Linked DNA regions of Homo sapiens: region 1 is linked to region 2. The links are chromatin loops, found by intact Hi-C in ENCODE. Cell type or tissue: heart left ventricle. All regions are shown on one strand. Links, peaks and the distances in the headings refer to the core of each region. The heading gives the core; the rest is flanking DNA. Region 1 has its middle 160 kb from the start of NHLRC3. Region 2 holds the start of LOC107984579 (a long non-coding RNA gene).

Region 1 (12,201 bases), core at 2,462-10,461, 62 kb before region 2:
CATCTAGTTTGGCACATGTTGAATTGGAACATCCTGTAGGACTGCTGGGGGACAATTTAAAGAGAAGCTTGATATGTGGAGCAGTAGCTCAGGAGAGGGATGCAGATTTTCAAACTCATATTGGGAATAACTGTACACAGATGGTGCAGTGGATAGAAACTGGGCCTAATGTAGATGAAAAATAGTACATTTGCAAGACAAGAAGAGAAAGAGCTATCAATAAACCATTTAAAAACGGGAGGTCAGAAGAATTGAAGCAAATCAAGAAAGTTCATGTAACTAAAGCCAACAGAAGGAAATGCTTCAAGACTCATTTTTCTCCCCTACTGTATTCTCAGCACACAAATCAGTGTTTGTCTCTTAGAAGGTAATCAAGATATATTTTCTGAATAAATGAATGAAGAAAAGACTAGTTTTCAGAGGCTGCCTAGAGGCCAAGTAAGATAAAGACAGAGAGATGTACATTAAATTCACTATCAAGAATTTTGCTGGTGACTTTGGCAAGAATTGTTCCTGTGGAATGGTGAGCCCCGAGTCCAGCCTGCAGGTGTGTTGAGGGGTGATGAATAGCGCTGAAGTGAAGGTGGAAAGTATAGGCAATTATTTCCATAGAAAGAAGGAGGGAAATAGCAATGCCTGGAAGGTATTGTGTGTTGAGAGACATTTTTATTTGTATGATTTTTAAGATCTGGGACATTTGACTGTTTAAGCGCTGGTGGGACAGAGCCAGTGAGCTCAGACCATGCGAGAGATAGAAAATGAAGATTGAAGATCAGAACAAGGAAAAGAATAGTCCTTCAATAGTATAGTCCTAAGACGGTGGAGGGAATAGAGTTCAAAGAACAGAGGAGGCAACAGTCTTAGACAAAGGAGGGGCACTATATCCCCTCCAGGTAAATGCAAGCCAGATACGGTCAGGGAAGCTAATGAAATTCCCATTTGATGATACCTCATTTTTCTGTAAAGTGGGAGTCAAGACCATTTGCTGGGAATTAAGGAAAATGATTAATTTCCTGGGTTGCCTGGAATTTCTTAATTTATATTTCCATAGAACATATGTCATACCCTTAGGACCTCCCAGGAACCATCACTAATTAAGGCTTTTTAATAGGCCAACTGTAAGTGCTGATTTTCATTATTTATTTCCTAATTTATGCTGCTTTCCAGCAAGAAAATTGTCATGTTATTTAGCAAAGAAGACATTCATCCCTCTCCTTGAAACTGTTGGATATGGAAGTTCCTAAACTGTTTACCACCAGGGATGCCTTTTAGAATATGTTTTTCATTAGCCCTTAGGTATTTGAAAGATGCTGTCTAGCAAACAAATCATATTTATAAAGTAAAAAAATAGACTTCTATTTTTTATTAATTTGATGTAATATTTGCTCTTAGCCTTAAAAATTAACTGATCACCATGCACAATCATGTTTGATTAATCTAATTCCAATCAAAATCAAAGGAGTACGACATTTCAGTTATTCTGTGAAATCTTACTGAGGGGGAGTGTATGATGCTTCTTTCTTTTTAAACAATATTGAAAACAACTTTTGGACTCATTATTTCTTAACAGAATCTTGTGGAAAAGACTACTAGTATACTGCAACCACTTGAGCCTTGCTTTTCATTGCATTTTTAATTGCAAATCTTAAGGCATTCAATACCAAAGTGTTTTCTTTCCCAAGCCGAGAATGTGAACCCCCATTTTTCTTCATGTATATTAACATTTTAAGTGGAAATTTTGATTTATGAGTCTCAAACCCTGAAAATAAATTGGTACCTATTCAGCAAATCAAACCATCATTTACAAAATTACTTTGTTCTTGAAAGAGGTATGTCAACAATCCCAGTACCTAGAAGTAATTGAGAGTGTTTTGTTTCTCTTTGAGAATAACGGTGAGTGACAACTTTATGAAAAAGCTACCAAGGGTGTTCTTATCTACCTAAATTCTAATGCCTTAAAATAGAAGATATTAAAATTATGTAAAAAAAGTCTATTTAATAAACATATCTTGAGCTTCATCTAATGAGCCACAGAACATTCTGAGATACAGGTGGGGATATGATAGATGCAAACCCTGTTCTTGTGTATATTACATGAAACAAATAATAATACAAATAAGCATGGTATAAATTGCTACAATATATAGGAAAATTATAACAAATTGCAACATGAAGGGAAAATATAGTGTGCAATGAGGGATTATAACAAGACAGCCTAATTTAAATGGATCAGAAGGCCCCAAGGAAGTGTCATTTAAGCAAACGTTTTAAGTGGTAGTAGATTTCAGTTGGAGATGGACAGGGGTGGGAGGGATTTCCAGGCAGAAGAAATAGAACCTTTGAATGCTGCATGGTGCAAACAAGCTTTCTTTACCCGCTCTGTGCCCTCACCTAGAGCACAAGAGCCAGATGGGTACTTAGGGGACCTCAGGAGATATGAAACAATTACAGTGAATTTATTTCTGTTAGGGTTGTATTTGCCAAAATGATTTCAGCAAAGGGTGACTCACTTACAGTAAACATTTTCCTTTTGACAGTATCTTAAATTAGATTCTGAAGAAGGACGTGACAAAAGAAGACTAAGTAACCTGCTTCAGCCACAAAGAATGCACAAACTCCTTAGTGCACACTGTGTTACAAAAGCAAAACCCATTAGCTTCAGGAAAAACAGAAAACCAATCATGATGATAAAAAATTTAAATATAACTATTTCTTTTCCTCGTATATTACTAGTGAGCCACACAGGTATTCACTTTCAAATCATCACTACCAGAAAGGTCTCATGATTCATTTGTGTGTTCATTTCCATTTCTTATTTTGACTAAGGAAATGAAATGAAAACATTCGGTTGTCAGCTTCATTCTGGTTCATCATTGCCTCTGGAGTACTCTGAGGATGACGTAGTTTCCTTAGCACCAGCTAAAGCATCCTCTTTAGGAAGGACATGACCCTAATTATAGATGTCACATATCTTCAATTTAAAAGTTAAATTACAGAGATCAGTGCTAATATTTATAAAAGAAAAGCAGCACAAAGCTAATGCAAGTAATATTTTCAGTGTATGGTATTTAAAAGACACTTCCTCATCCCCTGAAAACCTCAATAGACTTTACTGTCCCACACTTGAGCCATTTATAGCACACTGTTCACTTCCTGAGAGAGGAGTAACTCTGCTAAGCCATAGGAGTATTCCCTGGTTAAGGAAAGGTTTACTAAAGAGAACTTCCTGAGAGAGGAGTAACTCTGCTAAGCCATAGGGGTATTCCCTGGTTAAGGAATGGTTTACTAAAGAGAACTTTCTGAAATGTATATGTGCTTTCTAGTGGGATTCAGTCTTACCATTCCTCATACCTCACTTTAGACAGTTAATCTCCTTTTTAGACAAATAAGTTGCCAGATATATTTAAGGCTGGGAACCTAAGACCTTATAAGGCACACAGAAAGAAACATCCTTCTCAACTGTTGCTATGCTGTTGTTGCACTCCCTGGGGAGTTCATAAATTAATTGCAAAATATCTACAAATGTAACATAGGCAAAGTACGTATTTTGCACATAGATATACACTACTATTTTTCCAATGTGCATAGGCCACAGCGATAAAATACATTGCCATTTTCAATAATTACTGAATTCATAATATTCTATTTTTTCAAACAATATGTAGAAGGAACATTATTATTATGTCATCAATTCTGATGATCCAAATATTTAGAAATTAGTACAGTACTACATGTTGAGTTGATTGATTATAGCAGTATTTTTTTCAGGTTTTGATCACACAGCACTAACAGTTTTTAAAAAAACTGAGCTCATACAACTTAATATATGTATATTAATAGACAACATACATGCACTGCTATACATATATATTATATAATATATACACATACATGTTGTATATACACACACATATATACACACAGCCAATAATATTTTGGACAACAACAGCACATATGATGGTGATCCTATATGATTTCAGTGGAGTAGAAAAACTCTTATTGCCTAAGGATGCCATAGCCATCATAGCATTGTAGTATAACACATAACTCACAGGTTTATGGTGGTGCTGGTGTAAACAAGCCTAGTGCACTGCCAGTCACATAAGAGTATAGCACACACAATTATGTACAGTACATAATACTTGATAATAAACAACTGTGTTACTGGTTTATGTATCTATTAGATTGTTTATCATTATTTTAGAGTGTACTCCTTCTACTTTTATATACTTTAAAAAGTTAACTCTAACACAGCCTCAGGCAGGTCCTGCAGGAGGTATCCAGAAGAAGGCCTTGTTATTATAATAGGAGATGACAGCCCCATGCATGTTATTGCCCCTGCAGACCTTCCAGTGGGACAAGATGTGGAGGTGGAAGACAGTGATATTAATGATGCTGACCCTGTGTAGGCCTAGGCTAATGTGTGTGTTTGTGTCTTAGTTTTTCACACACAAGTTTATACAGTAAAAAAATAAGAATAGAAACAAGCTCCTAGAATAAGGATATTAAAAATATTTTTATACAGCTGTACAATGTAATTGTGTTTTAACCTGCTATTACAAAAGAGTAAAAAAGTAAGGCCAGGTGCGGTGTTTCACGCCTGTAATCCCAGCACTTTGGGAGGCCGAGGTGGGTGGATTACGAGGTCAGGAGATAGAGACCATCCTGGCTAACACGGTGAAACCCAGTCTCTACTTAAAAAATACAAAAAAATTAGCTGGGCGTGGTGGCGGGCGCCTGTAGTCCCAGCTACTCGGGAGGCTGAGGCAGGAGAAGGGGGTGAACCGGGGAGGCAGAGCTTGCAGTGAGCCGAGATCGCACCACTGCACTCCAGCCTGGGTGACAGAGTGAGACTCTGTCTCAAAAAATAAATAAATAAATTAATTAATTAATTAATTAAAAGTTTATAAAGTAAAAAAGTTACAGTAAGCTAAGGTTAATTTATTATTGAAGAAAAAATATTTTTATAAATTTAATGTAGCCTAAGTATACAGGGTTTATAAAGTCTTTAGTAGTGAACAGTAATGTTCTAGGCCTTCACCACTCACTCACTGACTCATCCGAGAGCAACTACCAGTCCTGCAAGCTCCGTTCATTATAAGTATCCAATAAAGGTTTACCATTTTAAATATTTTACACTGTCTTCACTACACCTTTTCTATGTTTAGATAAATAGTGATGTGCCACATAGTAACATTTCAATCAATGAAGAACCACTATAAGACAGTGGCCCCAAAAATTATAATACTGTATTTTTACTGTACCTTTTCTATGTTTAGATATGTTTAGAGACACAAATATTTACCATTGTGTAATAATTGCCTACAGTATTCAGTACAGTAAAATGCTGTACAGTTTTGTAGCCTAGGAGCAATGGTGTTTAACACTAGGTGTTTAGTAGGCTGCACCATCTAGTGTGTAAGTATACATCATAGAGTGTAAGTATACTCTGATGTTCACATAATGACAAAATCACCTAATGCATTTCTCAAAATGTATCCTTCTCGTTAAGTGATGTGTGATAATATATATATAATATTATATATAATGTACTTTATAAAAGTTCTGTAAAAGGAAGTTTAAAACAATTGGCTAAAAATAAATGTATGTGTTAAAAATTTCTTCCAGCACCCCTGAAATCTGGTGGCTTCGTTTTGTAAGATCATTGACAGAAAGAGGGAAAGATATTTAAGGGCTGTCTATAGAAATAAGTGGAATTATGTCATCACTTCCTGGGAGAAACTGTACAGGTCAGTCAGACCTTGTGTAGAGGGCTGTTGGTTACTGCTGACTTGTTCAATTTTTTACTGACTCTGGCCTTTAATACAGCAATAAATCACAAAGTCACACATCCACATTGTCTTACCTGCTAAACATATCAGCACTGCTGGAAAGAATTATATGCTGGAAAAGGCAAAAACTACTGTCCGGGTGCCCCATAAAAACTGACCTGTATTTGGAGCAACCTTGGCAGCCTGCTGCACCCTTTGATTGCTGTTCACACTTGACCATGGCTATAAGGGCTGGGTCTGTTATAGACACGGCAGAGTGAGCAGTGTGTGCTTAAACTGGTCTCAATGAAGACACACTAGGGCTGAGAGGGACATGCCTGGCATGATCTCATACTATGAAATTTCTTACAAGGACACTAAATCCGGTTGGTATAAATTTGATTTATCCATTTTCAAGTTTTGGAGAGAGGGAACTATTTTATAACCTTCAAGAAACTTGACAGTGGTGTTATGGGGGTGTTCCTAGTTGTAGAATGCAAGGAGCTATCACTAGATGGGGGTGGGGGTGGGGAGGTTGAAAAGCCAGGGGACCAGGAAAAAGGGAACCTGCTGCAGAGGTTAGCCACAGAGGCAGCCAGGAAGATGAAAGTTTTGAAAGCTGATTCACCAGGACGAGTGGACTCTTCCAAAGAGTTTGACCCAACGTATGGACCAGAGGAGGAAAATGACTTAGAAGCAGGAGTCTTAAGATAAGAAGGCTCTTCTTTTTGATATGGTCAGGGTAAAGGTCAAAACAATGGGAAAATGAGAATACCCAAGTAAGATCCCTAGCTAGTCTTTTCTGGCTGGCGTTGGAGCTATGCCAGGCTTGCAAAAAAGCTTGGGAAGACAGGAAGCAAATAGACTTTCTCATGTTGGTTTGTCACCAAATACGGATGGTAACTGCTAATGTTATGGGAACTGTGATCACTAGGGGATACAGCAGGAAATAACTCCTCATTTGCAGATCACAGCCACTGCCACATGCAACTGACCTCAGACTCAAGGGTGAAAAATTGGGTTTGTCAGGGAAGGCCAAGTTATATCTGCTAGAAAGAGTTTGCATGCTTAGAGATTAGGGCTCCTGAGCGATTACCTAGGTTCTGTTTCACGCCTTCTGGGCATTCTTTAAACTCAAAGAGCCAAGAGAAAGATAAGACTAAGGAAGATAAAAGAACTGACTTGGAAAAGGTCTGGCACTTCACAACAGATCCTGTCCTCAGTGGGAAGTGACAAAATCTCTCGGTAGGCAGAAATGTTGGGACCACTCAACAGGGGAATCGTAACATTTAGGACAATGAAACAACACATATTAGGACAAAATTGGCCGTCAAAAAATAGCTTCTCAATGCTTCTAAAGAAGTGGATGCAAATTTTCAAATAATTACTGGTTTTTATGTATCAGGATTTAGCCTTAGTGAACAAATCTAAAGAAATTTAATTAAAGGAATTAGATGCTTACAGAACCCTTAAAGGCTGAGTATGGAGGATTAACTCCAAGAATAATACCACAGAGCTGCTCCTCTGGGATAAGAACTACCTCTAGCACCATCAGGGAGGGTGGGAGTCAGGAAGTTGCAAGAGCAACTGATGACCACAAGACCATCATGTCTCAGCCACAATCTAGGAAGCAAGGACCCAACTCCAAAACTGTTAGCTCCAGAATGACACCTAACCTCCCAGACTACCTCAGAAACACAGGTGCTTGTACGCCTTTTTCTCTTCATTTGACTTGGTTTCCAATTTGAATCATGCACAGGTACATCTGAATGGGAGAAGTCAAATCATTTAATATAATTAGAGCTTTTAATATTTTGCCTGATTTTTGTAGGAAAAATTATATAAGTAAAAGGAATATTATTATTCTGGTAGTGTTATAGTGTTTTAATAACAAATACATTAAAGAAAAATTAAAATGACAGTAACAAAACCACACTTAAAATTGTCCTTAATTAAAAATATGAAAAATAAAGAGATATAAGTAGGGTGTGGGGAATATTGAGTGAGAATTATCAAATAGGGGGATGATTATTTTATAGGAGGTAAAGCTCCAACTAGAATTTTAAAAAGGATTTGTTGAGCTAGTAGTAAATGTTACAGTACCAGTCAGACACACCTTGTGGAGGTGGCATTTGGGTGCAGCTAATGGGTTTTTTGTTTCTTTTTTAATTTTTGAGAGGGAGTCTTGCTCTGTCGCCAGGCTGGAGTGCAGTGGTACCATCTCAGCTCACTGCAACCTCTGCCTCCCGGGTTCAAGCGATTCCCCTGCCTCAGCCTCCCAAATAGCTGGGATTACAAGCACGTGCCACCACACCCAGCTAATTTTTTGTATTTTAGTAGAGACGGGGTTTCACCATGTTGGCCAAGACAGCCTCGATCTCCTGACCTCGTGATCCGCCTGCCTTGGCCTCCCAAAGTGCTGGGATTACAGGCATAAGCCACCATGCCCGGCCAACAGGTTTTATCTGTCAATAACTCTGGGCAATGCACTGCTGGCAATAGATCATGTGATTACACATTTGCATCACCTTGCCTGCTTTTCTCATCACATGTGGGCTGAAAGGAGTCATGGAATGAAAAAGGCAAAAACTTGCCCTTCTAGTATTTGTAGAAAAAAAATATATAATAAAAGCATCAGTATTCTTCTGGTAATATTATAGTGTTACGTTGTAACGGCAAATAAATACAAAGAAAAATTAAACAAAATGACAGTGACAAAACTATAGAAGAAGTTCTCTTTAATTAAAAATATGACTTTTTTTGTTATATCTTTATATCTATCCCTGGGTTTCAAGCATTACATAGTACCAAAGTCTTCAGTATGGCCAGAGTGGAGGAGAAAAAAAAACTCAACAAAAATGCTTGCCACTTGGAGTGGATGCAGGAGTGGGCCATACAAGTCCCACCTTCTGGATCAAGGCAATTATTCCCCCAGTGGCCAGGAGTATTAACTAGAGACTTCCTCTTTGGGAATTGCCCTCCAGTGAAGGCAGCTGCCTTGCCCAAGGTCCTACCCTTTCCGGGGGTGTGACTGGCAGTCCACATGCAATGACTGGTAGATTCAGTTATACAAAAGTCTGACCTCCTTGCCTCAATTCTGGACAAATCTGAAAGACCATCCCAGCTTCAGAATTCCCCATGGAATTGGCTGTAGTCTCTGTTGCAACCACCTTGCAGTTTTCCCCTTGCATTCTTCCCTATCTTGCCACCTTGCTTTCTTACAAATATTCCCAAGAGCACCCCCAATAACTCCAGCAATCCGATCTTCAACTCAGAGTCTGGTTCCCTGAGAATTCCATTGAAGATATTACACAAAACTCAGGATCGTTTTAGTGATGTCAAAGCTTCAAGAAGACAAAACATGAATCTCCGCACATGGCTCTAGATAATATATCTTTATCCCATTCAGAATATTCTATTGTATCTGAAGGGTTGGCTGAGTTACCCCACCAGGGTATATTTAAAGAAGAAACAGAAATTGGGAGGAAAGAAATATGAGTGAGCACCAAGAAGTCGACTGTCAGCTTCAGATTAAGAGGCCATAGCTCTTTTAAAAACAAGAACCAGCCAGGCACAACGGCCCACGCCTGTAATCCCAGCACTTTGGGAGGCCGAGGCAGGTGGGTCATGAGGTCAAGAGATCAAGACCATCCTGGCCAACGTGGTGAAACCCTGTTTCTACTAAAAATACAAAAATTAGCTGGGCATAGTGCCGCGTACCTGTAATCCCAGTTACTCGGGAGGCTGAGGCAGGATAATCGCTTGAACCTGGGAAGTGGAGGTTGCAGTCCAGCCTGGTGACAGAACGAGACTCCATCTCAAAAACAAACAAACAAAAATCAAGAACCATCCTCCTATTTTTCCATGCCCTCTCTCCTAGCCTTCAATCTACCAAATAGGGAAGGAACTTAGATGGAAAAGAGATGGGAGAGAGACTCAGGGTGTATGAGATTGGTCGAGGTGAAAACTCCTGAAAGTATCGCCTGAAGGCCAGCTGCAGACAGAGGAACAGCCTGATTCATTAGGGAGGATGACAGAAACCTAAATGAGAGGACGCATAACTGAGAGTAGTCTCTACTACTCACTAAAATTTCTCATGGAAACCAAGAAAACTTGTGACAACCCAGAGTTTAGTCCTAATGGTTTTCTCCTTTGATACCACTTCTGGAATTGTTGGAATGGACAGAAGCAACTAGAAAAAGGAGAGTCCCACAGGCATCAATGTTGGCACTCACTGGCAGTAACAGCAATGCTTCAATCAACTCCATTTGGAGCATCAGGACCACTGAACACCAAGAGTATGAGGAATAGCTTAGTATTGCCATAGGGATTCAGAAACCTGGGTAGATTTAGATAGGACCGGAACTCCAGGCATCTACCTAGATGGGGTAAACGAGGAATAAATTGGTGAGTGCCTATGTTCTTACTTTATTGTATCATTACACTCTGGGACTGCTAGGTGATACCATTTTACCCCTGATAGGAGAATCTTAGAGGTTCATCTCTAACTGTTTTGACTGACCTGCCTGCAAACTTTTGGAGGCTTAATCAGTGCGGACATGGGACCAGAAAGATGATTGTTCACAAGTTCACTTTCTCTCTAAAGCAATTGTCAACATGGCAGTTTATGCTACCTCTCAAATTCCAACTGCTCAAATGGTGATTCCATTGCTGAAGCCAGGATTAAATTTACAAATTGCATGTTGCTGCTGGATGGCTACACCCTGGATGGGCAACAGCAGAAAAAAAAAATTTTTTTTTCTAAGAAAGGATTTTTCTCTGTCACCTAGAGCTGGAGTGCAGTGGCATGATCACAGTTCACTGCAGCTTTGAACTCCCGGGCTCAAGCAATTCTCCCATCTCAGGCTCCCAAGAATCTGGGACCAAAGGCACATGCCACCACACCCGGCTAATTTTTGTATAAATTTTTAAATAAATAAATAAAATAATTAAAAGGCCAGCCAATTTCTACAGTCTTGGAAAGCAGTGGCTATGACCCCCAAATAGAAGCAAATCTTATCAGTAACGTTTTTACTACTTAAAAAAAAAAAAAAAAGACCAAATTCCTGACTTGTAAGCAATGAGAAGTGTTACAGAAGCAATGGGGAGTTAGGTAGTTGGCATCACAGGCTCTGTGACTATTTTGGAGCTTTATTACTTGGAACACATTCATCTAATTGCAATCAACTTTCTATAAAATACAAGCATAGCTTCTTGAAGAGAAGAGTAAACATGTGTAAGTTGAAGGGGCACATAAACAGAACCAAGAAATATGAAACATACTGGGAAGAACAACAAGAGCATCCTACCTGAATGTGTACCCTTGCTGCTGTCCTGGAGCTGTTCCCTGAGCTGCACTGTGTGGACCGACATCACTCCCTGCATCCTCTCCTTCCCCATGGGCCTTACCAACACACCAAACAGGAGTCATTGCTTGGTGACTCCTTCTTACTTTCTGATTACCTGTTTCTTTGTGTCTTCTCTGTACCTTCTTGGAGTGCTCAGAGTGTCTCATTAGACTTTTACTTTGAGCTTGTGGTTGTCAATCCCCTGCTGATGACAACTCACTTTGGGCTGGTAAGGTGGGCCACTGTTTGCAAACTCATGGCACAGCAGGTCTGGATAAAAGAGGAAGTTCTGTGTGCAAGTGAGAAATGGGCAACATGCGCAGAGGAGAGGCTGCTGATAGATTGCCTCTCACACTAATTAGCTGGACAACTTCAGAGAGCACCACAGCACCTCTGGGGGGCCTCAATTTCCTTCTGTCTAAAATGAAAAGGTAGGTCTTTTAGGAGTCTCCTTAGTGCTAACATTGTATGACAGAAGACTGCTTTTTTAAAAGTTCTTTTATTATTATTATTATTATTATTATTATTATTATTATTATTATTATACTTTAAGTTCTGGGATACATGTGCAGAACATCCAGGTTTGTTACATAGGTATAAACATGCCATGGTGGTTTGCTGCACTCATCAACTGGTCATCTACGTTAGGTATTTCTCCTAATGCTACCCCTCCCCTAGCCTCCCACCCCCTGACAGGCCCTGGTTTGTGATGTTCCCCTCCCTGTGTCCATGTGTTCTCATTGTTCAACTTCCACTTATGAGTGAGAACATGTGGTGTTTGGTTTTCTGTTCCTGTATTAGTTTGCTGGGAATGATGGTTTCCAGCTTCCTCCATGTCCCTGCAAAGGACACGAACTTATCCTTTTTTGTGGCTGCATAGTATTCCATGGTGTATATGTATATGTGCCACATTTTCCTTATTCAGTCTATCATTGATGGGCATTTGGGTTGGTTCTAAGTCTTTGCTATTGTGAACAGTGCTGCAATAAACATACGTCTGCATGTGTCTTTATGGTAGAATAATTTATAATCCTTTGAGTATATACCCAGTAATGGGATTGCTGGGTCAAATAGTATTTCTG
Region 2 (12,201 bases), core at 1,977-9,976:
CATCAGAGTTACTTTTGAGTTGAGTCAAAATAGCCAATGTTTATCCCTCTGCCTTGGTCAGTCATTGGATACAGACCACCTGGAAAAGGGATTTGACCTTGAGTGAGGGAGTTGTCTGCAGCCAACTGAGGCAATCCCAGAAAAGCCTAACAGGGGAAGCCTGTCAGCTGACAGCATGCCCAACAGGTGGGGGAACAAGTCCTTGAAGTGGGATCTAGGCCGTGTATCACGGTGTCCACATAGGCCATGTATCACAGTGTCCACAAAAGACCAGAGGCAGGTCCTGCTAAACAAGTGATCCCATGAATCTTTTCTCATGATTTAGCAGATCAGATCCCAGTACTGCTCACTGGTAATACAATATCCCAAACAGGCGGCTCTCATGCAAGGCCTCTTCTTCTCTGCTACTGAGAAACAACATGCAATCTTGGAAAATTTCAAACACAACACATCCAATTCAGGGGAGCACCAGAAAACCAGCAAACCTGCAGCAAGCGTGATGTAACTACAGTGTTGTACAAGCCACGACTCATGCATTAAGGTCAAAATGTAGATTTATTTTTGTCACTCCCTAACCCTTCCCAAAGTCTCCTCATAGCTCCAGGAACAAGCTCTACATTTATCCCACATTATCTCTTCCCTGCTCCCAAGGGTCTGTCCCTGACCAGGCAGTGCTCTCTCACACTCAAGGGTGCAGTGAATCTCAATCGGTCCACAGTCAGCTTTAGTTTTCTTAGGCAAGAATTGGGCCTCCTGAGGTTGCTACTGAGGAGAACACATTTCAAAGCTCTCCAAGTGGCTTTCCTAAAACTCTCCTCCCTAGGCTTGGAGCTGAACCACAGCACCCATTGCACAGCACAGAAAGGCTTTAGCTTTCTTCAAAGAAGTCTGTCTACGAGTCTCATCTCAAAGTTCTCCCTGGGACTTCTATCTCTGGTCTGGCTGAGGCAGTCAAGGGTTGAGTTGTGGAAAGGGGTCTTAAAACCGTTTGCTTTGGGTATCTGAATATATATGGTGGAGGCCTGTTGTATTCTGACTTTGATATCTTGATATCTATCCTGTGAGGCCTTGGTATCTCCTGAAGCAGGGAGGAGCCCCAGTAACACCTCCTTCTACACTATAATGAGTAAAGTTGCCAGTGGAATCTGGTGGTCAGTGAAGGGCTGTTGGACGGGCTGAGAGCTTGTGTTCAGATCCAGCTACCACATACAGAGTCTCTCCATTGCAATCTCCTTTCCGAGTACATGGAGTTCTTAGCTTCCATGCCAGCCAAATATCTTCTAAAGAATAATTTTCACTAAGTTAACATAAATAATCAGAGAAATTAATTGAATTTTTTCAAAAAAGGAAATTGTGATATTTTAGAAGTTTCTTTGAGCTCAAAAGTACTTTATAGAACATCTAAGTACACATCTTTATTTTATAAATAAGGAAATTGGTCTCCCAAGAGGTTTTTAAATCATCACTCATTTATTCAAAATATTATTTAGTGTGTACTCTTTGTCAAGTATGATACTGTGATATAAGAAATATATTTCACCTATAAGTGAGATCATGCAATGTTTTTCTTTCTCTGTCTGGCTTATTTCTTTTAGCATAATGTCCTCCAGGTCCACCCACATTGTGCAAATGGAAGGCTCTCTTTCTTTTTAAAAGCTGCATAATATTAGGTTGTGTGTAATGTACGTGACATTTTCTTTATTCATTCTTCCATCAATGGACATTTAGGTTATTTCCACATTTTGGCAATTGTGAATAATGCTGCAAGGAGCATAGGAGTGCAGGTGTCTTTACAAGGTGGTGATTTTATCTCCTTTAGGCATATATGCAGAAGAGAGATTGCTGGGACTTTCGTTAAATAAGTAAATTTTAGCTGTTCTTGTCATTTTGTTAAATAAGTAGATTTTAGCTGTTTTGTGTGTTCTTGCCATACACACAAAAGTAACTATAGGAGATAATATGTTAATCTGCTTCACTATAGTAACCACTTTACTATCTATATGTCTCCCATAACATGTAGCCCTCATATATATGAAATAAAATTAATTTTAAAAATAAAATGATACTAAAGAAGAAAAAATAGACATGTTTGTATGTATTTTGGTCTTGGTCCCCAGCTCCTGGCCTGAACTCCTAAAACCCTTGTAACTTCCTAAGTGATAAGAGTGATAGGAATATCTTTTATTATATTATTTGTTTTGTTTTGGGTTTTTTTTGCCTCCAATTTCTGAAACAGCTCTGGGGAGATAAAGGTGAAAGGAACAGCCTCTGTTGTTCTAACAAGCTCCTTTCAACCACATCTGAGGTTCTGTTCATCAGGCAACATCTGGAAAGCCCCTAAGCATGAGGCAGTGAGGAGGGGGTGGTTGCCAGGGGAATCAACCATGATTAAAGGGTTGGAAATTTCAGTGACATCCCCTGAACCCTGGGGGGAGGGAGAGGTGTTGAAGGCTGAGCTGATCACCAATGGCCAATGATTTAATCAATCATGACTATGTGATAGATCCTCCATAAATATGCTAACCAAAGAGGTTCAGAGAGCTTCAAGGTTGATGAACTAGAATGCATCTATTTGTGAAGAGGGTGACACCCCCAAATTCCACAGGGACAGAAGCTCCTGTGCTCAGGACACTTTTGGGCCTCACCCTGTGTATCTCTTCATCTGGCTGTTCATTTGTGTTCTTTAAAATTTCCTGTTTAATAAGTGAGTAATGGTATGTAAACTTTCCTTGGATTCTGTGAACTATTCTGGCAAATTATCAAACATGAGGAGGAGGTTGTGGGAACCTCTGACTTCTAGCCATGTCAGACAGAAGTTTGTGGCAACGTGGGGACTCGCTACTTGCAATTGACATCTGAAGTGGGGGGCAGTCTTGTGGCACTGAGCCCTTAACCTGTGAAGTCTGGGCTAACTCTGGGCAGTTAGAGTTAGAATTGAGTTAAACACTCACATTTGGCTCAGAATAAATCTCTTCAAATATTATCAGAGTTTGACTCTTTTCATCGACAATCCTTAGCTTCAAGATGTCAATTCTTGGTATTTGATTGAAATTCCTAATTAAGGAAAGACACATTCATTTCAGGACTTAATTCTTAGCTGAATGCCACCTTCCAGCAGACATTAAAGAGAAAGCTCTTAAAACTCTATAATACTGAGAAAAGTACTAGCAGAGATGAAGTGGTTACCTCAGATTCTGAAAATATTTTCTATTTAAGATACATTTTAAACTTCTTAGAAAATATGAATCACCAGATTTCTACATATTGCTATTGTTTATCAAGGCATCTGGAGAGGACTTTGTTAAAATCTTCTGCTTCCCTTAGTATTGTTAATATTAATTGAAACTTTTTGCAATAAAGTGCCAGTCATGAATATGTATTAGATGAATGTATACATGTCAATGGAACTCTGTTAGAAATGCACTTTTTTTCATTCATTGCCTGCTTTGGATGTTGTATAAAACAGTTTTCTGGGCTGATTATATGCAACATATACTGAGTTGATGAAATTGATTGGTATTTGCTCTTTTTCACAAGGAACTTATTTCAGCTAGCTAGTGAGGGTAAAACTATATGTATCTTTGCAAAACCATCCACATTTACCCTTTGAAACAGATTGTCTCAAGGATTCTGACTCCATCTAAGAATATATCCATATATTTGGAGCTATGCACCTTGGAATGTGTGACTTTCTGTCCACGCTTTGCTGGGAGAGCCTGATCTGAAGGGAATGTCTTAATGCAAGTGCAGGCTCAGTGATGTGCACTTGGGAGAAGGGAGGGGTCAGTAGAAACTTCTTGACAATGACAAGATGTTGAAATTTAAAAAAAGGATTTAAAACCACCGAAGTGTCTGGCCTCCTCTCTTAGTGAAAGTTGATTACCACAGATGATAATATTTAGTTATATTTTAGTTAAAATACTATTTAATTATTAATAAAATAGTAAGAAATGTGATTAAAATATGCTGGGCTGATAATATATTATTGGTTTCTGTTTCATTAATAATAATTTATAAAAATGGATGAATACATCATCTCAAATGAAGATATCAATTCCTGACACAAGAGGTTTCTTTATTCACCTTTGGCTGCTTCAAGGTTTAATAATAGAAAGCTAAAGAAACCAAGAGGACAGAAGACTTTTATCACCTTCTAAATTTAGGGCTTTGAATGATAAGGACTTTATGTGTCACAACACTAAACAATTTCACCTACAGAGTGCTACAGTGAAATTACCACTTATTTGGGGTCCCCGAGATAGCACATTTCATTTTTACCTTGTTTTATTTTACCTATTTCCTGGGAGCAGGCTTAGTCCTACAAGGGAAATACAAAAGCTCCCTTCACACTATGATATGAGAACTGTAAATAGCCCTGCCTGGGAAAACTGATCTTATCCAGAAAGTTTACTGGGCAGACATCTGTACTGTTACATTAACTATGACTACATAGAAAAGCTCCAGTCTAAAATGTGTAAATACCATCTGACCAAGGCCTTTGGGCCCTCCTCTCTCACTAACACCCTAGGAGACGTTATCCTCCACAGTTAAGATGCTGATTTCCTGATGATGGGATGGGAATGGAAAGAAACATGAAGGCCAATCCGAGGAAGCAGCCCGCAGATGAAGAGAAATCTATTTCCATTAATATTTGCTAGGGCCAGGCTTGCAGGGAAGAAACTGGGTTTTAGTAGTTTCTCTGCTGATCCGTACTCATTATCAGCTGTAACAGACAAAAGATGAAGATGGGAAAAAGAGAAAAAGAAATTTAAAAGATGCAAAGGCAAACCATCAATACTCAACTTTCAAGATACTACAAACCAGAAATTGTGTGAGGAGCTTCTAAGAGCTGCAGTTTCCTCTCTGATTCTGGAGAGAAGAACAGTTCAGGAGAGATCAGAGTATTTTCTCATTTAAAAATGATGTAGCAGTTGCTAACTCTAAAATATTGCTGGGAAGATAATGATGCTCATTTGCCTCAGAACCAGACAAAGTGAGATTGGACTCCAACAGGAGGACCCCACGGATCCTATACTGCTTTAGGTAATATCACAATTCCTATATTCCCTTAAATTTTATTTTATACTTTAAACACAAATGCCATTGAACATCATGTCTATTCAGAGCTCACTATTTTTCTGACTCCTCATCAAGCAGCAGAGTTAATGGATTTTGCAAATCAACTGCATCATATGGCAAAAAGATTCCTGAAGTTAGAACCAGAACTAGGCTTGGTTGATTGGTATTGATTATCTTTGTAACCTTTTGTAATTCATATAAACTCATTGAGTCACACATAATATGGTGAATATCCTTATCCACATTAAGGATTTTTTTTCATGAACATTAAGTTGGACCTGGTATTGAGCAGAATACTTAATAAGTTAAATACATTATGTTATAAAAGTTGGGTCCTCCCTAACTACAATTTAGCCTATAATCAAAGGCGGAACATCAGTCACTGACTCTGTCCTAGAGTGTGGGAAAACACTGGGAACATTATCAATCCATCCAAGTGTCCGAGAATAACAGAAACCCCCGCTTTCAAAAAACTCTTTAGAATGAAAAACGTCACATAGAATCACATCGGCATCTTTGAGGGGAGATTTTTCCTGCATATCCTCTTCTGAACAAATTAAGTAATAAAAAGTAAGGCAGATGGGAAATCAAAACTTCATCTTTATAACTAGAAGTGAAATTGGGAGATCATAGTTTAGTGGGAGAGCCTGGTATAGCTGCTGGCTGAACCCACTAATTAGAAACACTTACCCACCCAATCAAAAGAGCACTGAGGCAGATCTTTTGCCCTTTCACCCTTCATGGGCAGAGCGTGTCCCAGGAGGAGCAGAGCAGAATGCATGTTTCCTGTAAATGGCTTGCTTTCAAGAGAAGGGTAAAACTGGGCTATGTATGCTCAATGTAGTTATCCATAATTAACCAATAGAACAAATCACCACACCACTGCCACCTTGGGGTGAAATGAGTAAATGGCAGACAGAGACCAGGAGTGAGCATATTTTGTCCCACAATCTAGGACAGAGTCAGAGTCATTTAACTGTGTTCCCAGCATAGGAAGGAAACATCAAAAGTAGATTAGGAAACATCCCTCGTAACAATTCTCTTTTTGATCTCTTGACCCCTTGGGCTTAACTCTCAATCCCCCATGGGAAAGGGACCAACAATCCTTCAGGATATTTTTGTTCCCATCTTGAGGCCATTTCCTCAATAAAACCATTGTTCCTTCAACTGACTAGAGTTCATATTTATTTACAGTGTGTTTAGATAAAATTTATATACACTACAAACCACTTTTGTGTTTGTATTCTAAATTTTTTTCTGCAACTAAAACTGTTGCTTTTTAAAGAATATCAACAAATAACATTTCTCTTTTCTGCCCCAATTCTGAGTAAATTGAGAAATAAAACAAATAGTAAGGCAGATGGAAGATCAACACAGAGGTAGCTTAGTGATCGAGTCAAATGGGCTTGCCAGATGAACTCCAGAAGTGGGCACAGTTCCTTGCCCAGCCAGTGCCAATCCTGCAGGGAGAAATCCTGTCCTGGAAGAAATGGAGCAGAATGCCTGCTCCCTGATGGCATTTTATTTCCAAGGGGAAGAGGAGCTGAATTGGGCAATGTCTGCAAAGTCAGTCTCCCCAGGTCGATCAATTAGTACATCTTCTAATCCTACCTTTCATCTTGCCTTGGGGTGAGCAAAGGGGCAGGGATAGTCTAGAAATTATATCAGCTTCCTTCACAGAAAGAAAACAGCAAATACTAGGGAAAAAAGTGCCCCCACCACACTATTTTAATACTGTGTTTATTTAGAAATTTTATATATTTCATTTTTTCTCAAATTCCAGTGGTAATTCATGCTACTTGCAACAAGTAAAACAATATAATACAACACTATATACGGGCAAAGGTCATCACTGCTGTTCCCATGTGCCATTACAGCTCTTCCTAAGATGATCAAACTTGTCAACCTTTCGATGTATGTATCCTTCTAATCATTCTGATTTTTCCTTTTCTAAAATATTTTCTTCATTTTGTTAATAATGCTTCTGCTATCCATGGGTAGCAAACGTATGTTCCTTGATATTCTTGCAAGAAATAACAGTTATTTCCCAGTTTCTGTTGGTCAGAAACTCAGGCACAGTTTAACTGGGTCTCCAACTTCATGAATTGTCACAGGCTACAACCATGCTGTTGGCCTGGGCTACTCCATCTCAAGGCTCAAGTGAGGAAGGACCTACTTTCTTTTTTTTTCTTCTTTTGAGACGGAGTCTCGCTCTGTCACCCAGGCTGGAATGCAGTGGTGCGATCTCGGCTCACTGCAAGCTCCGTCTCCCAGGCTCACGCCATTCTCCTGCCTCAGCCTCCCGAGTAGCTGGGACTACAGGCACCCGCCACCACGCCCGGCTAATTTTTTTGTGTTTTTAGAGACAGGGTTTCACCGTGTTAGCAAGGATGGTCTGGATCTCCTGACCTTGTGATCCGCCGGCCTCGGCCTTCCAAAGTGCTGGGATTACAGGCCTGAGCCACTGCGCCCAGCCAGGAAGGACCTACTTTCAAGCTCACTCAAGTTGTTGCTGGAAAGAAACAGATCTCTGTAGGTTGTTTGTTCCTCCCTGGCTGTTGCCTAGAGCAGCACTCTCTGACCTTTTTAGCACCAGGGACTGGTTTCATGGAAGACGATTTTTCCATGGACCGGGATTGTGGGGCATGGTTTTGGGATGATTTAAGCATGTTACATTAATTGTGCACTTTATTTCTACTATTATTACATTGTAATACATAATGAAATGATTATACAACTCACCATAATGTGGAATCAGTAGGAGCCCTGAGCTTGTTTTCCTGCAATGAGATGGTCCCATCTGGGGGTGATGAGACACAATGACAGATCATCAGGCATTAGATTCTCATAAGGAGCAAACAACCTAGATCTCTCACATGTGCAATTCACAGTAGGGTTCATGCTCCTGTGAGAATCTAATGCCACTGCTGATCTGACAGGAGGCAGAGCTCAGGTGGCAACGCGAGTGATGGGGAGCAGCTGTAAATACAGATGAAGTTTCACTGCCTCCTCCGCTTCTCACCTCCTGCCATGTGGCCTGGTTCCTAGCAGGAAACAAACAACTACTGGTCCATGGCCTGGGAGTTGGGGACTCCTAGTCTAGAGGACTTCAATACAGCAAGCAAGCAAGAAGAGTCAAAGAGAGCAAGAGTGCTAGTAAGACAGAAGTCACTATCTTTTGTAACCCAGTCTTAGAAGTGGTAGCCCATCATTTTTGCCATATATTTAATAAAATTCAAAGCAAATCTCTAGGACCAGCCCAGACTCAAGAGAAGGGAATTGCACAAGGGTGTGAATTCCAGGAGACAGAGATTATTGGAGACGATATTAGAAGTCAGTCTACCACACAGCCCTAAAACATTGTTGCTTCATTGTTTAAAGCAGGCGTCTTTGGCTTCCAATTTTAGTGTCTTACCATTCAGAGTAATACTTGTTTTTCTTTCATAAATAGTGTTTATCTATTCTTATATAACTTAGAATTTTTACATTAAGGATACCTGTTGCAGACCATTAAATACATTTTCAGCATCTATTCGTGTAATCATATACTTTTTCCTTTAATTTAAATGAATTGAGTTAGGTTGACAGATTTCCCAATAATAAAAATAAAATAAGACTTGCATTCTTGGAATATGACTCCACTTAGTCATAGAATATTAATCTTTTGCTATACTGTTGATTTTATTGGTGGCTTTTTATTTATAATTTTTTAATCTACATTTAATACAAATAATTGTTTATAGCTTTCTTTTGTATATTATCTTTATAAAATTTGATATTCAACTTAAGCTGGATTTATGAAAGGAATACTTAGTTTTCCATCTTTTTCTGAAGTTGAAAATGGTTTTAACAAATGATAGAATCATCTGTTATTTTAATGGTTAGATAAAATTCAGCCTTGAGCCCATCTGGTTCTGACATCATTATAATGGAAGTAGTTCTTCAATCATCTTTTCATTCTCTTCTATGGTAATTGATTTAATCATGTTTTTTATGTGTTAATTTAATTTAGGCATTTTATATTTTGTCAAGAAGTTTTCTATTCTATATTTTTCAAATTTGTTACTCTGGAGTTACATATTATTTTCTAATTCTTATCTTTCCAAATTATCACACTTCTACTTGATTTTCTATTCCCCGTTTTATAATCACATTAGATGCCAAAGTTCTTTTGGGAATAAAGTAGTGGATAAGTATACACACACCTACATAGATGCATAAATGCATTAATGAATCAATCACAACACCCTGGTCTATGGGATCCAATATGTAGCATAGTACTTAGCACATGGCAGTTCACTGAGAACTACTGAATACATAAATCACCTCATACCTGCTGTATTAGTCACCTCAGGCTGCCATAGTCAAATACAACCAACCAAGTGTCTTAAACAATAGGAATTTATTTCTCACAGTTCTGGAGGGTGGGAAGTCCAAGATCAAGCTGCTGGCTGATTTGGTTCCCTAGTCAGGGCTCCTTTTTTGCAGCCTTCCTGCTGTGTCCTCACATGGTAGAGACAGAGAGAGAGGAAGTAAGCTCTGTAGCATTTCTTCTCATAAGGGCACTAACCTCATCATGATCAGGCCCCACTCTCCTGACCTTGTCTAAATCTCATCACCTCCCAAAGGCCCCATGTCCAAATATCACCACACTGGGGATTAGGCCTTCAATATATGAATCTGGGGGTGACACAATTCAGTCCATAGCACTTACATTACTACCTAATCTTCATGTTGTGGGTTTGTGTCTTCTAAAAAAGTTTCTTTAAGCCCTAATCTGTGGTACCTGTGAATAGGACCTTATTTGGAAATAGGACCTTTGCACATGTAATCAAGTTACAATGAAGTTATAGCAGATTAGGGTGTGTCCTAATCCAATGAACGATGTCCTTAAAAGAAGAGGGAAATTTAGATGCAAATATAAATAGGGAGAGAGCACAATGTGACCACAAAGGCAGAGACTGGAGTGCTTCATCTACAAGCCAAGGAACACCAAGGAGCGCCAGCAACTGCCAGAGCTTGAAGAGAGGCATGGAACAGACTCTCCCTCAGTGCCTCCAGGAGGAAGCAATCAAGTCGGTATCTTGACTTCAGACCTCTAGCCTCTAGAACTATGAGACAATAAATTTGTGTTGTTTCAAGCCACCTAGTTTGTGGTACTTTGCTATGACACCTCTAGGAAACTAATATACCTCATGTCTATTGTCCTTAATTCTAGCTGTTCTACCTTTGAACTATTCAGCTTAATTCAGACAGAAAAATCTTTCCTAAAAGTTATTCACATGATGTCCCTTCTTTGTTCAAAATGACAAATGATACACCATTTCCTCCAATTATTACTAAATGCTTGTTTGCCTTATTTTCAAGATCTCGAACAGTTATATATTTTTCCATGCTTTCCTCTTTTGAACCAAGCTAACTTTTTACTGTCCCCAAACACTCCACATTCTCTTCTGCTTTCACGGTTTGCTCCCTTCATGCAGTCTCTCTACCATCCTTCTGTTGAAATCACATGCTTTCTTTAAGGTCAACATTAAAATTAAAATCAATCTTTTCATTTATCATGCCAACACTTCTTATCTCTTTGCTTTGAATTCAAAGAAACGCTATCATCTATACCACAAAATTTGGCTTGTTATTAAATATTGTAATTACAAGGGTTTTATCTGTGTTTGTCTTGATGACTACTCTTTAAGGTGAACACCATTTTATACTTCTGAGCATCTTTCATTCCTAGCACAGTAATAAGATATGCAAGAAAGAGTTTCTAATTAATGTGTGCCCACCACATGCATACTAAATATTGTTCCCACCCCCACATACATAATAAATATTGCATTTAATCATACATGCATAAGTCCTGGCTAAAGACAACTCTGTTATGACCTACTTCATTAGTAATGCCTTTGTCCTAAATTTTTTGCTACTTTAGAAAAACTCAGAGGAAAAGAAGCTTCATTTAGTCAAAATTCAAAACAAGATCTCAGGTGTGGGGATGATCCAGCAGGTCATTTTGAAAGTGCTCTGGTTTGAGGTAACATAGTGTTTCTTTCACAAACATAATAATCCATTATAGTCAGAGAGCACGATATGGAAACAGAATTTCTCTTCTGTCATTCATGGGAGTCGAGAGCTACCTTGTAGGAGATGTGAACTATCTGCTCCTATGTCTGTCCCTAGTTTATGCCTTTGACAATAGTTATTCAGTATCTGGAAAAGTGATTATCTAGATTTTGCCTCTCCCCATTGACAGTCTAATCACTGGCAGTTTCAAATGAAACTCAGCACCTGTGCTCACGTTAACCACTACTGCAGCCTCCTTCCTGATGGATCTGTAGTGTTCTCTCCTTTGCTCACTCAGCTCTGACCACAGGGCCAACCTGCTGCTCCTCAAACTTGCCCACGAGCACATGCAGTTCTCTGACTGCAATGTTCGTTCTCCACATATCCTTAGTCTCCTTACTTCATTCAAGTCTCTCCTTCAATGTCACCCCCTCTGTGTTAAAATACAGTGTATTAATAGAAATGTGGAGGTATTGTAAGGGCAATAGACCAGGAGGTAAATTCCACTGAAAGGACAGTTTGTTACTCACAGTTGCCAAGAACAGGGGCATGACCCACCATGGTGGACCCAGCGGGGAAACACTAGGGCCAATCAGGAGGCAGAAGGTTGTGGGGACAGCTGTGGGTAAAAGCTTCTATTACAGTGTCCAGGGGAAGGGAAGCAAGTTTAGGATGGACTAGTTTGAATAATTTCAGTGGGGTTGTCCCTAGTTATCTGGTGTCTGGCCCTGAGGTGATGAGAGCAGATGGATAGTGGACTAGAATATGACAAACGATAAAGGAGGGGGTTAGGGTCTGGGATCTGGATTCCTTGGTTTGGATTTGGAAAGCACATCCATGAGTTGTTTACTATCTCTAAGACTTGGCTATCCCTGAGAGAGGCAGTCCCTCCAGGATCAGCCAGGCCCCAGGGATGAAAGCATCAGAATACAGAAAATAAAGGATGCAGTTAAGGCAACCCTCAAAGAGGCATTCCCTTATACCTTAAGGAAGCATCTCACTCCCCACCACCAGTCTCCATCCTCTGCTCTTTTATTCGACTTTATGGCACTTCATGGA

The links. A loop is a pair of places that touch in the nucleus more often than their neighbours do. Peaks named below come from ENCODE experiments on the same cell type or tissue, not always from the same donor. Only the 100,000 strongest peaks of a DNase experiment are listed, where the experiment ranks them.
Region 1: it touches region 2 in a loop (2.1-fold over the local background); 3 of 110 quality-filtered maps call a loop at or near these places.

Annotation. Positions count from the first base shown.
Region 1 is chr13:39,194,672-39,206,872 of GRCh38, forward strand. No RefSeq gene overlaps it. Among named protein-coding and RNA genes, the nearest start is that of NHLRC3, 160 kb to the left of the region's middle. In heart left ventricle, for the core only: no CTCF peak of the experiment used is centred there; a DNase peak (open chromatin) is centred at 6,590; H3K27ac peaks cover 2,542 bases.
Region 2 is chr13:39,257,187-39,269,387 of GRCh38, forward strand. LOC107984579 (a long non-coding RNA gene) reads right to left here and starts at 3,977. Exons shown (of 3, transcript XR_001749843.1): 1 at 2,952-3,977. RefSeq lists a silencer at 6,012-6,061. In heart left ventricle, for the core only: a CTCF peak has its summit at 5,979 (motif pointing left); no DNase peak of the experiment used is centred there; H3K27ac peaks cover 2,657 bases.